Regions from separate parts of the Homo sapiens genome. Here regions 1 and 2 are each linked to region 3. A link is an interaction called in ENCODE POLR2A ChIA-PET data of the cell type or tissue named here. Cell type or tissue: GM12878. All regions are shown on one strand.

Evidence for each region. Peaks named below come from ENCODE experiments on the same cell type or tissue, not always from the same donor. Only the 100,000 strongest peaks of a DNase experiment are listed, where the experiment ranks them.
Region 1: POLR2A ChIA-PET joins it to region 3 with 6 read pairs; 2 of 35 experiments call an interaction of 5 or more read pairs at or near these places.
Region 2: POLR2A ChIA-PET joins it to region 3 with 6 read pairs; 9 of 35 experiments call an interaction of 5 or more read pairs at or near these places.

What each region holds. Positions count from the first base shown.
Region 1 is chr2:191,084,729-191,088,728 of GRCh38, reverse strand. All of the region lies in intron 3 of STAT4 (signal transducer and activator of transcription 4), which reads left to right. Among named protein-coding and RNA genes, the nearest start is that of STAT4, 64 kb to the left of the region's middle. In GM12878, no CTCF peak of the experiment used is centred here; no DNase peak of the experiment used is centred here.
Region 2 is chr2:190,960,448-190,964,447 of GRCh38, reverse strand. It overlaps GLS (glutaminase), which reads right to left. Exons shown (of 18, transcript NM_014905.5): 18 at 1-1,618. The coding sequence ends at 1,462. Among named protein-coding and RNA genes, the nearest start is that of STAT1, 52 kb to the left of the region's middle. In GM12878, no CTCF peak of the experiment used is centred here; a DNase peak (open chromatin) is centred at 2,123.
Region 3 is chr2:190,885,465-190,889,464 of GRCh38, reverse strand. The region is part of intron 1 of GLS (glutaminase); the gene reads right to left. Among named protein-coding and RNA genes, the nearest start is that of GLS, 6.6 kb to the right of the region's middle. In GM12878, no CTCF peak of the experiment used is centred here; a DNase peak (open chromatin) is centred at 2,184; H3K4me3 peaks cover 3,225 bases; H3K27ac peaks cover 2,878 bases.

The DNA of each region.
Region 1 (4,000 bases), 200 kb before region 3:
TGTCCATTCTTTTACCTGTACCACACTGTCTTGATTACTATAGGTTTATACTAAGTCCCAAAGTTGAGTGGAGTCACTTCAACTTTGGTTTTCTCTTTCAATGTCATTGCTATCTGGCTCTTTAGCCTCTCCATATAAACTTTAAAATTAGTCATTATCCAGAAAATAACTTGCTAGTATTTTGATTGGAATCTGTAGATAATTCCATTGAATCTATAGATAAGTGGGGAATAACTGACATCTTGACAATACAGTCTTTATTCTGCTTATTTCTGCCTAAAGTGAATATGAAATATCTTTTCATTTATTTAGTTCTTCTTTGATTTCTTTCATTAGTCTTATCATTTTCCTTACATATCTTATCCACACATTGTTAGATTTATACCTAAGTATTTCATTTTTTGTGCTAATATGAGTAGCATTGTGCTTTCAATTTCAAATTCCAATGATTTGTTCCTGTTCAATAGGAAAGCAATTGACTTTTGTGTCTTAATGTTACAGTCTATAACCTTACTCTAATGGCTTATTAGTTCCAGGAGGCTTTTTTTGTTGTTGTTCTTTGGGATTTTCTATATAGACAGTCACTGTGTCTATGGACACATGTGGACAATTCACCTGTGAACAAAGAAAATTTTATTACATCCTTCCCTATTTGTATAGAATTTATTTCCTTTTCTTACCTTATTGTATTAAGCTACTACTTGCAATATGATGCTGAATAGGAGTGGTGAGTTCAGCCTACCTTGCCTTGTTCTTTGTCTTAGCAGAAAAGCACCTAGTTTCTGACCATTAAGTATATTACCTGTAGATTTTTTGGTACATTTTTTTTTTATCAAGTTGAGAAATTTCACTATTCCTAGTATACTCAGAGTTTTTATCATGAAAGTCAATTGCTTTTTAAAACCTATTAGACTAGCCATTCTATTTTAATCAGCTTTAAGACAACTAGTTCAGCTCTTCTTCAATTTAGTGGGTTTGTTTTTTTCACCGTAGACATAACCTTTTGATTCTGGTGAGGAAAGATTAGGTAGAAGCCATTAAGAAAAATTACATACTCAGAATAAAGAGAAGGAAATAATAAGAAGCTGGTCATAACAAGACCAGCAAAGGTGGCCTTGTTATGTAAATGAAGCCTCCCTCAGAGTAGATGGTAAATGTTTCATTTCAGATTTTTAAAGGCCTCAGACTCTTACTCTGTCCTGGATGGGGTAGTGGGATGGAAAGGGGAGGGAGCGTGGTTGCATTAATGGAGATTCTCTACAGATGCAAATTTTTCCCACAAAAGAGCTTTGCAAGGCCACTTCTGTTAGCTGGCCAAGCTGCAACCATTTTAAAACACATCAAAGAAATATATTTGGGAGTAAAATATTTTAATTTCCTTTAGTCCCCACTTTGAAACTTAAAACAGGTTTCACGCATTAAAAGGCAAGCTGATAGCTTTGGAGAGATTTAGGTTTAGAGGTTGTTAAATGGAGACAGACAATGGAGTGAAAGAAAAATTGGGATAAATAGAAAAGAGCAAATTTAAATATATTGTTTCATATCTTCTTTCATCACTATATTAGTCCTGAGAATAGATCAATTCAGTTAAACAGTTGTGTCACATTCCAGGAGGCGACATTGCAGATGGGTTAGGCTTCTATATTAGGTAGACAATCAGATCTCTAATAAGAGGCATTTCTATAGAAACATAAGAAAAACAAAGGTGAATGTCAAGAGCAATCAGTCTCTATACTAGTTTTCTAGAGCCTCTGAGGCACTTCAGATTGCCACTGCAATCCAGATTCTTCTGGATTGTAGTTCAAACCAGATGTTCAAGTGAACTTTCTGAGAAGTCCAAACATGAGCAGGCAGATACAAAGGTTGTTAAAATAACAGTTGCTGTTATTTTCTCCTGAGGTTTAAATTGCCTAGCTTCAGTTTGAGAAGCTTTAAGAAAAGCAGTTCTAATTTCTAGCAATTTCAAGTCAGAAACATGGGAGAAAAAAATTGAAAATATTAGTTTGGAGATATATAGCCAGGAGAAAAATTCAGAACTCAATCTAAATTGTAGCAAATACTAAAAACTGAAAAAGAATAGACAAGGCTAGAATCTGATAACAAGTATACTACAGTTTCTTTTGGAACATAATTTTTCTCTTTCCAATCCCCCAATTTTACTAAAGACAACATCATAGCAGGAGTAATTTATTTGCACAGTAAGTTTTAGTTTAATTATACTTGGTCTGATTATTTGTATAAAATGCATTGAAAGTAATTATTTGCTATACAGGCTCTTTTTAAAATTAGCTTTGCTGGAACTTTTATTTAAAAATAAGGACTCTCAAATTAGACCTTTTAAAAGCCTCAAGCCCAGCCAAGGATTTATCTATGCTTGCAGATAGTTGTATGAATTGGGTGAATTCCTCTCTTCTTGAGGTCCTATGAGGTTCCCGGGCCTGTCAGAAAGTGACAATCTTTACTTATCACAGGTCAAGAACCCTGTGAAGGACAAGATAGAAGGCCAGTTTTTCCAAAGGGCTTTTATGGGCTCTGTACATCAATCCCAATTCCTCAAAGCCATCTGTTCATATCTGAAAATATCGTTGCAACCAAAGACTTGGTAAAATAGCCAGTGTCTTCAGTGTGTCCTCTTACAGAAGAAAAGAGATTATTATTATTGAACTTATGAAAATAACTATTGCCATAAATTAAGAATACTCACAAATAGTTTCCAAATTCTGGAGAAAGAAATATGTTTCAAATTTTGCTCACAAGAATATATTTTACTCAGTTGTTAAAAGCTGTAAATAGTTCAAATGAAAAAAAGGTTTTCTTGACTTTGAAAAACAAAAAAAGAATCAGTAAAGTTTGAAACAAAAAAAGTAATAAAATTATTTAAATTTTCTATTAGTTCAGTCCATGCAATTAACTTCTGTTCTACTTGATATTGGGTCAGCAATTCTCATGAACACATCAGCTCTCCCTGAGAGTCCTGGAAGTTTTCTCTCTATTCCATTGGCACTGTCTCCAAAGTTATCAGAAACCTGCATTCAAGAGCACCTGTCAGAATCCTGAGATGACTTTGAACCAATTTTGAAAGGATCAACATAAAACAATTGTTTGTGGATGACAAAAGTTTTAGAACATCCACAGTTAAAGACACAATTGCCAAGGAAATTTGGTTATTTCTGTGGCTTTCAACAATTTTACATAATAATTATAATTACTACTGATAACATAGACATATCAGAATCATAAGAATCTCATACAATTTGGAATACATACTAATAACACATTAATATAAATATAATATAAATATAAATATTTAACCCAAAGAAAGTTAAACACCATTTTATATTTGGGAGTGTTTCCTATATGACTTTAACATATCAAGTAAGATCAATATGTCTCTCTTGGACTTCTGAAAAGTTAGTTTTAGGACAAAAGACTGAATTTAGAATTTGATTTTGAATTGTCAAATATGAAAGGTTTTAAATACTTCATATCACAAATAGGACCACAAGTCACTATAAAATAAGTAATTTATTTAGCCAAAATGATAATTCAAAGATTTCAAAAGAGCAGAAACATTTACTCTTTGGCAGAGAGGAGACTTACTTTCCCAAACAATAAAATCTAATAAAGATAGCATGAGGCCAACAAAATCTTTCTCTCTCCCATTTTTTTTTTTTGGTAGTTTACTCAAAAGATAAAAATATTTTACTATTTTCTAATATTACACAAAAATCTTGTTCGAGAGAAAAACTACTTTTTTTACCTTTGTATAGTATATTATTAATGCTAAAGCTATTTTTAATAAAACCTTATGAATAAATAAACCTTAATCAGTTGAGCCATAAGGTAAGATTTTCATAAACTTTTTATATTTTTATAATTTTTTATTAAAGAGTAGATCAGTGCTCCAAGAAAATCCTGTGATTCTAACACAAAGGCCTAGATTCTGGCCCTACGTCAGTATGCTTTTTATTTTAATGTTTAATTTATAGAAAAACTAAAA
Region 2 (4,000 bases), 75 kb before region 3:
ATAGAAAAAGAAAAAAAAAGGAATTTGCTGTATGTGATAACAACTAACATTCATGTACTTGAGCTCATTTCACTAAACACAGCTTCAGAGAAGTCCATTTGTGTGCATGTGTGTGTGTGCTTAATATCAGAACTCCTCACTAACATGCCACTTTATCTCGAGGTATGACAGGATAAAATGTATGTGTAACTCCTAGAAAATCCTGTTCTATCCGTTTTTTGAAGCCCCTTTTACCCACTTTCCAAATGAATCCTGAATTACCAACCCAAGACAAAGAATTATAGGTCACAATTTAAAATGAAATGGCCTTTTTCTTATTATTAAACTACAGAGCCCACCAAGAATTACACAATAGAAAAATCACAAGAAATCTGGAATGATCCAGTGGTCCCCCAAGGAGGACAAATCTCTTGATGCAGACTCTTAATGACAGGCTTGGAAACAAATGTTTGTTAGTTGTAGCAGTTCCCATACTTTCAGAATAACTTTGGTAGCTTAGAGCATTTCTGAATTTATCTTTACCCTAGAAGCTAAAAAAAAAAAACTTCTTAAAGAGCTGCAGTTGCACATCCCTTCGTTTTTTAGACTGATAAACTTGACTAATTTATACTTAGTAATTTTGTCTCTGGTTCGTCTTCTGTAGACAAATGGCAAAGTTCTGATGCCAGAAATAGGAGGCATTTTCTGACTTACTATGGAAAACATAAAAACTGCATAGTATGCCAGCTCTCACTTTCCCAGCTAAAGGAAAGAGGCAGATAGCTAAATGTCTGAGAAGAGAGGCTGGACTAAGGGGATATAGAAAAAGGAAAATTTTTCAAAAGCATTATAACTACATTCACACATACGTTTTGGTCACCAAACATATCTTAAACAGATTCCCTGATAAAGTCTAATCAGAATTGGTCTATCTTACTAACAGTTGTTAACTATTATAGTTTTTTAAGAGTCACATCATGAAGCTAGGGGGTGAGAGAGACATTTTAAACACACAACCGTAAGTGCATATAGTTGTTCAAACACTTAAACTAAATTTGTATTTGAAGTCTTGAAAATCACACTATTTGCTTCTAAAGGCAACCTTGACCCATTTGGACAGACTGTACAACAGAGCTTACTTTATAAATGCATATCAGCAGATCATCACCATAAATTGAAAATTCACAAAACACAAATAAATCATGGAAGACCACACAAGCTAGCATTGGTAACTATTTCTTTTACATCAAATTATACAATGCACGAGGTAATATTGCTCACATTATGGAGGGAGATTGTTTTATTTCTATTTTTTCCCAAAGAGATCAGATTTGTCCTGTGTGCACAATGAAGAAAACTCCAGTAACACTGAAATGACAAATGTAAAATATACATCACTACCAGATAGAAATACACATGTTCTTCATAATCATTTTCCACAATTAAATAGGTAAGTGATTTAAATCTTGGGATTTGAGACCATTACAACAATCCATCAAGATTCTTATGGACGGTTTGATTTTCCTTCCCGTTGTCAGAATCTCCTTGAGGTGTGTACTGGACTTGGTATTCTTGGAGAATTTTAAATACATCATGGTGTCCAAAGTGCAGTGCTTCATCCATGGGAGTGTTATTCCACCTAAACACGTAGCACAGCATGGACAGGGTCATTAGGTAATTTATGTACAAAGATGATCACCCCACATTCCTAGATTTTAAATGCAGGTTAAATGGCCAAATTTAGCTATTTTAGCAATTTTACAAATAAAAATTAATAATAGAAATGCAGAAAGGGATTTATAATTCAAAAAGTAGTCTCCAAGACAAGTTGGGATATGGAGAGGAAGAGAAAAAGATCTGTGAAAGGATCTTGTTTACACATCCAAGTGCTTATGGAGGGAGCTTTTTAAGGAAAGTCCTTGTGGTGACAGATATAATAGACTGCTCTAGGGTTCCAGAATTTTAGTTTCATGAAAAGCCCAAAGTATCTCTTTTAAAATAAAATGTTCAAAGAAAATTCAGGCATATAACATCCATCACTCTAGCCTTTGACAGAAAATTAGTGTTTGTGTCAATTCAAAGCCACAGTAAGTCTCAGAAGTCTAGAAATAACCATGACCTCATTAGGGCTAAAACACACTGGAGGAGCAAGATTGGCCCCAAAGGAATTGACATTTTTATCACCTCTGGTAAGGCTGGGAAGCCATGGACTCAATCGGACCACTACACCAGAAGAGTAACTCCCCTTTCCATACTAATAACTCCCCTTTCCATGCTTCTGGGGCTGTGCTGTTTAGAGTGATGTAGATGAATATTCAAGGATAAGAAGAAATGAAGAGTTGCCAGAAGTGGTTAATCACTTGCCAGAAGTGGTAAGTCTTTTGCAAGAGGAGACAGAACTACATAACTCACAGCCCTAGTCAATGACAGGGTACGATGGGTAGTTCCCTTACACTTTACAAACTGTGAAGCCTGTCTTCCTACCCAATCTCTCTCTCTACTTACATTACAAAATTCTCCATGGCTGATGATCTCTCTTTCTTCATCCATGTGCCACTGGCACCACCTTCCTAGTTTCACTTCTTCCTGTTTCCTTCTTTCCTTTCCATCTCTGTCCTGAACTTTTTACCCGCTTAGTGGAGTCACAATATGGAAACGAAAGGTTTTTAAAACAGTCTCATTTTTTAATATATTTGGATAAATTTTGGTAGCCTGTTTTTAAAATCAGGTAAGTAAAACTTTACATGTATCTTTGTATTTATCAAAAAAAAAAAAAAAACAGCTGAATTAAGTGACTTTGAATAGGCCTTCATTAGTTTAGGAAGTCAGTGGCTTGAAACAGACTTTTGAGTCATCCTCTACAGTATGTAATTATCTGTCTTTCTGGAAAAATGGAATGTCAACTGCGTGTTACCTTTTTTACAATTCTTCTGTGAATTAATGAAAAATATGAACTTTAAAGAATACACTAATTTCAGCCAGATACAGTGATGCCTGTAATCCTATCACTTTGGGAGGCCAAGGTGGGTGCACCACTTGAGGCCAGGAGTTCAAGACCAGAATGACCAACATGGCGAAACCCCTCTCTACTAAAAATACAAAAATTAGCTGGGCGTGGTGGAACACACCTGTAATCCCAGCTACTCAGGTGGCTGAGGCAGGAGAATTGCCTGAACCTGGGAGGCAGAGGTTGCAGTGAACGAGATCACGCCACTGCACTCCAGCCTGGGCAACAGAGCAAGACTCTATCTCAAGAATTCACGAATTCTGTGCAAACCTATTATAATTTAAGGTGACACTGATTCTATGAAATAGAGAAAAAGACTTGTTGAATGCCTAGTTATCAAGTTAGTTACTTAGCTCACTTTTTCTTATCAGGTGGGTACATCTACTTTCACATTCCTAGAGGCCAATTTAGGGCAAAAAAAATTAATACATATACAAAGCACAGTAATATTTCCAACATGTATTACATAGTGTTTTAGTTGGGATTATAAACACAGGAGGAAAATGCTCTTCAATTTTTTGCTTTAGAAACCTGGGGTGGGTATTAAAATTTGGGGAAAGGGAAGAAGACTGTCAACCTAACATGAGGTTTTAGAATACTGCCAATAAAGGAGTTTTTAATCATAGTGCTTTTTTACAACTATAGGAATAAAGTTAGATAACCAAAGTGTTAGCAAACTTACAAAATTGCTAACATTTGTCAGACACTGACATAACTTTTCTGCATTTCTTGCAAGCTAACAGCTGAACCAACAAAACCCAAGCCCTAATTTTAAAAAAGATAGTTGGCCAGGCTCAATGGCTCACACCTGTAATCCCAACACTTTGGGAGGCTGAGATGGGAGGACCGCTTGAGCCCAGGAGTTGGAGACCAGCTTGGGCAACATAGTAAGATTCTGCCTCTACAAAAAATAAAAAATAAATAAATAAATTAGCCAGGCATGGTGGTGTTTGCCTGTGATTGCAGCTACTCAGGAGGTTGAGGTGGGAGGATCGCTTGAGCCTGGGAAGTTAA
Region 3 (4,000 bases):
CACATAAGGAAAAATGAAACAGCTATGAAAACGGAATGGGCTGCCTTCTAAGGGAGTGAACTCCCTTGTGAAGGCAGTATTCAGGTAGAGATGAATAACAACAACCTATAGGGAGTATGTAACAGAAGAGAAGAAAGCAGCAGCTGGGGAGAAGGGTTTGTAAGATCTCTTATAATCCTCAATCTAAAAAAATTAACTCTATAAATTGAATTAGTTTGCTGCTAATAGATGAAAAATAAAAAATCAAAACAAGTCCTAATACTGTCTGAACTTGTTTAGGTCATTTAATATCTGCGGGCAGCTTATATAATACGTAAAATGAGCTGGAATTAAATGTTCTTTAAAGTTACTTCCAAGCTTAATTCTCAGTTTTTGAGTTGCTAAAAATAGATGTCCTCCAAATCACTACACTAAAGTGAGATCATAAACTTTATTCACTCACAACTTACATACTTTTATTTTACACATTAGCATATTCATCTGGGTTCTAAAACTAACAGAAGTATTTAATGCCACTGAACTAGGGAACTTAAAAATGGTTAAAGTGGTAATTTTTATGTTATGTATATTTAACCACAATTTTTTGAAAAAGCTAAGCAGAACTGGATACAGAAGGTAAGAGTGAAGGAGGATAGCTAAAGTAGAGACATGAAGAACAGTCAACTGATACAAGATACAAAAATCCACAAAAGAACAAACCCACCCTTAAGAGTACTGGTTAAAGCAGAACCAATCAAGGCATGAGAGAACTTACCAATAAATATATTTTAGTGTAGGGCTACGCAAACTACAGCAGGGACCTCCTCTTTTTGTAAATAAAGTTTTATTGGAAGACTGCCACATCTATTTACCTATTGTTTGCAGCTATTTTGCTACCACCACTGAACTGAGAAGTTGTAGTAGTGACTAGAGAACCCCAAAAGCTGAAAATATTTACTATTTGGCCTTTCAGGGAAAGTGTGCCAGCACTTGTCTTACAGCATCACTGTATTACAGTGCAGTATAATAATGCATCCTTAAAATACACATAAGTTGAACAAGAAATGTTAAACTCTATTGATTACAATGTTTTAATATGGCAGAGAAATATGTAACATTTACTAGGGAGATATATCAAGCATAGTTTTAAATTTTTAAAGTTTGATGTTTAAGGGTACCAGTGAATATGATTAGACAATGCTGATAAACAGGAGCTGTGCAAATTCATACATAACCTATTTTCATACTTTTCTTTCAATGTAATGGTGCTTACTGTTCTTATACAACCAGAATCAGGATATTAGAAGAGTAGACAGTAGAGATTTACAAGTTCAAAACTTAACAGATGTGGTTCCTTTGATTTTCAAAACTATGGAATGTTTTTTACTGTTTTAGACGTTTCCCACTTATAATGGGGGGGAAATCTTAAAAGTAACAAAAGGAGGCAGGAAAAACAATGCTCGTTCTCATAAACCACAACTGCTAATGTCATTTTGGCTTATTTCCTTCTATTACTTTTTCTGAGCTTTTTAAATAGCTTGAGATCATACTGCATAGAAAATTCTGTATTCTAACTTTTGGCCGTTATAACATTACCTTATATCCTAAAAAGTACCTGCAAACATTTTAAATGACTAAATAAGAGACCCTCATATGAATGTACCACAATTTACTTAACTATCCCACTAATGTTGAACATGCGTTTTTCTCCATTTTTCTCTAGTATGCATAACACTGTACCAAAAATAATAGGAAATAAATCTTTCTAACACTTCAGTTTATTTTGTGAACTTAGATTCCTAAAAAGGTATGAATACTTTGTAAGTTCCTCATAGAGCTTAAAAATTGCTCTTCAGAAAGTTTACCATCAAGAATTGAAGGACGGGTCTATGTCACTCAAAATATCCTCATCAAGAAGACAATTTTAAAAATCTTTTTTAGAAGCCTGTACCAGAAATAAATAGGCAAAAATATATTTCTTAATCCTGAAAGCTATCAGTTTTATTCATTATGCAACATCTACAGTTCTATGTTTCGAAAGTAATGCTTTTACTATAAACATTTCTTTATAATGAATTTAACATATCAAGCAGAGGACACTCCCAAATGGAAGTCAAGGTACATTAACATTTTGCTTCTACTACGTTGTAGGGGGTCAGAAAATCACTAAGTGCAGTGATGACTCACAAGTAATGTGTTTCATAACCAAAGCAATTTTGCACCTGAGTAGATTTCAGGGTAAAACTGTACTAACAGTATCTCTATGTGAAAGCTATGTACCTCACTGAGAGATATCAGTAATTAATAACTATTTTTATAAATACATCTGTTTACTCACCTTTCTTAAGCATTTCTCTTACTAGCAAATGACTTAAAGGTGAAAAGGCACAGACAGGCAACTATAAAATATAACCTTAATTTATATAGGATTTAACATGATTGAGCTCCCTCACACAAATTCTATAATTAGGCTTTCAGCTTATATGGTCATAATTTTTCTTCATTTCAAATATCACAAGAAGGAAGTAGTACAGCCTTTTACTATTACTTTCTTTTTTTTTTTTTTTTTGAGACAAGAGTCTCGCTCTGTCACCCAGGCTGGAGTGCAGCGGCATGATCTCGGCTCACTGCAACCTCCACCTCCTGGGTTCAAGCGATTCTCCTGCCTCAGCCTCCCGAGTAGCTGGGATTACAGGTGCCCGCCACCACTCCTGGCTAATTTTTGTATTTTTAGTAGAGACAGTGTTTCACCATGTTGGCCAGGCTGGTCTCAAGCTCCTGACCTCAACTGATCCACCTGCTTTGGCCTCCCAAAGTGCTGGGATTACGGGCATGAGCCACCACGCCCAGCCTGATTTCTTTTAAATAACTTTTTAAAACTCAAAGAAACCCACAAATATCTTCAGCAAATTTCTTTCAAAGTGACATTTATCTTTGGACTAAAATAGTGCCCCCCCTCCCTTTTAGCTGGCCTACATATTGCCTCATAAAAAAGGCTGAATTCTATTTGGTAGTCATTTCATGGATTAGCTGACTTTGAGGTAGGTAGACTTCTCTATAAAAGAGTAAGGTCTGGAAATATGCAGCTAAAAGTCCAGGAGACTAAACCCCTCAGAATCTAATTCTTGTTCTTTCAGTGAATTTCATCCAAATATTAATAAAACTATAAATTAACAGCATGAGTTTGTTAATTACAGATCATGGACAAAGTTATCAATGACTGATGCACATTTCAATATAAATATTAGGTCACAAAAATGTTATGACATATAGTTATTGGTACCTTTTTCACTTGCTTTTAAAAAAACAAAACTGGGCTGGGTGCAGTGGCTCACGCCTGTAATCCCAGCAATTTGGGAGGCCGAAGCAGGCGTATCACAAGGTCAGGAGGTCGAGACCATCCTGGCTGACATGGTAAATTCCCATCTTACTAAAAATACAAAAATTAGCCAGGTGTGGTGGCACGTGCCTGTAAGTCCCAGCTACATGGGGGGCTGAGGCAGGAGAACGACTTGAACCCAGGAGGCAGAGGTTGCATTGAGCTGAGATCACACCACTGCACTCCAACCTGGGTGACAGAGTGAGACTCCACCTCAAAAATAAATAAATAAATAAAAATAAAATTTAAAAAAAAAAACTAAAACTCACTGATAATCATCACCTAGAAAAAAATTTTTAATAATGAAGAAATCAAAAATAACTAAGGGGCTGCCTGAGAAGCCCAAAGGAAAAAATTAAACATACTTTCCACCTTGATTTTAGCTTAAGTGAATTGTAAATATGTTAGCTTTTAAAATTAAAACCAAATGCAATACTGAAGGATCATAAAAACATGTGCCCCCATTTTAACAGAGGTTTTGTCATTCAGTTCTAAAACTTAATATTTATATCTGCCAAATACTAACTCAACTTCCTTACTAGTATTGTTCAATCTACCCAATTCAATGTTCGCTGAAATTCATAAGCATTTCATCTTACTTTGAAATTCAATGTTCAGACCAGGTGCGGTGGCTCACGCCTG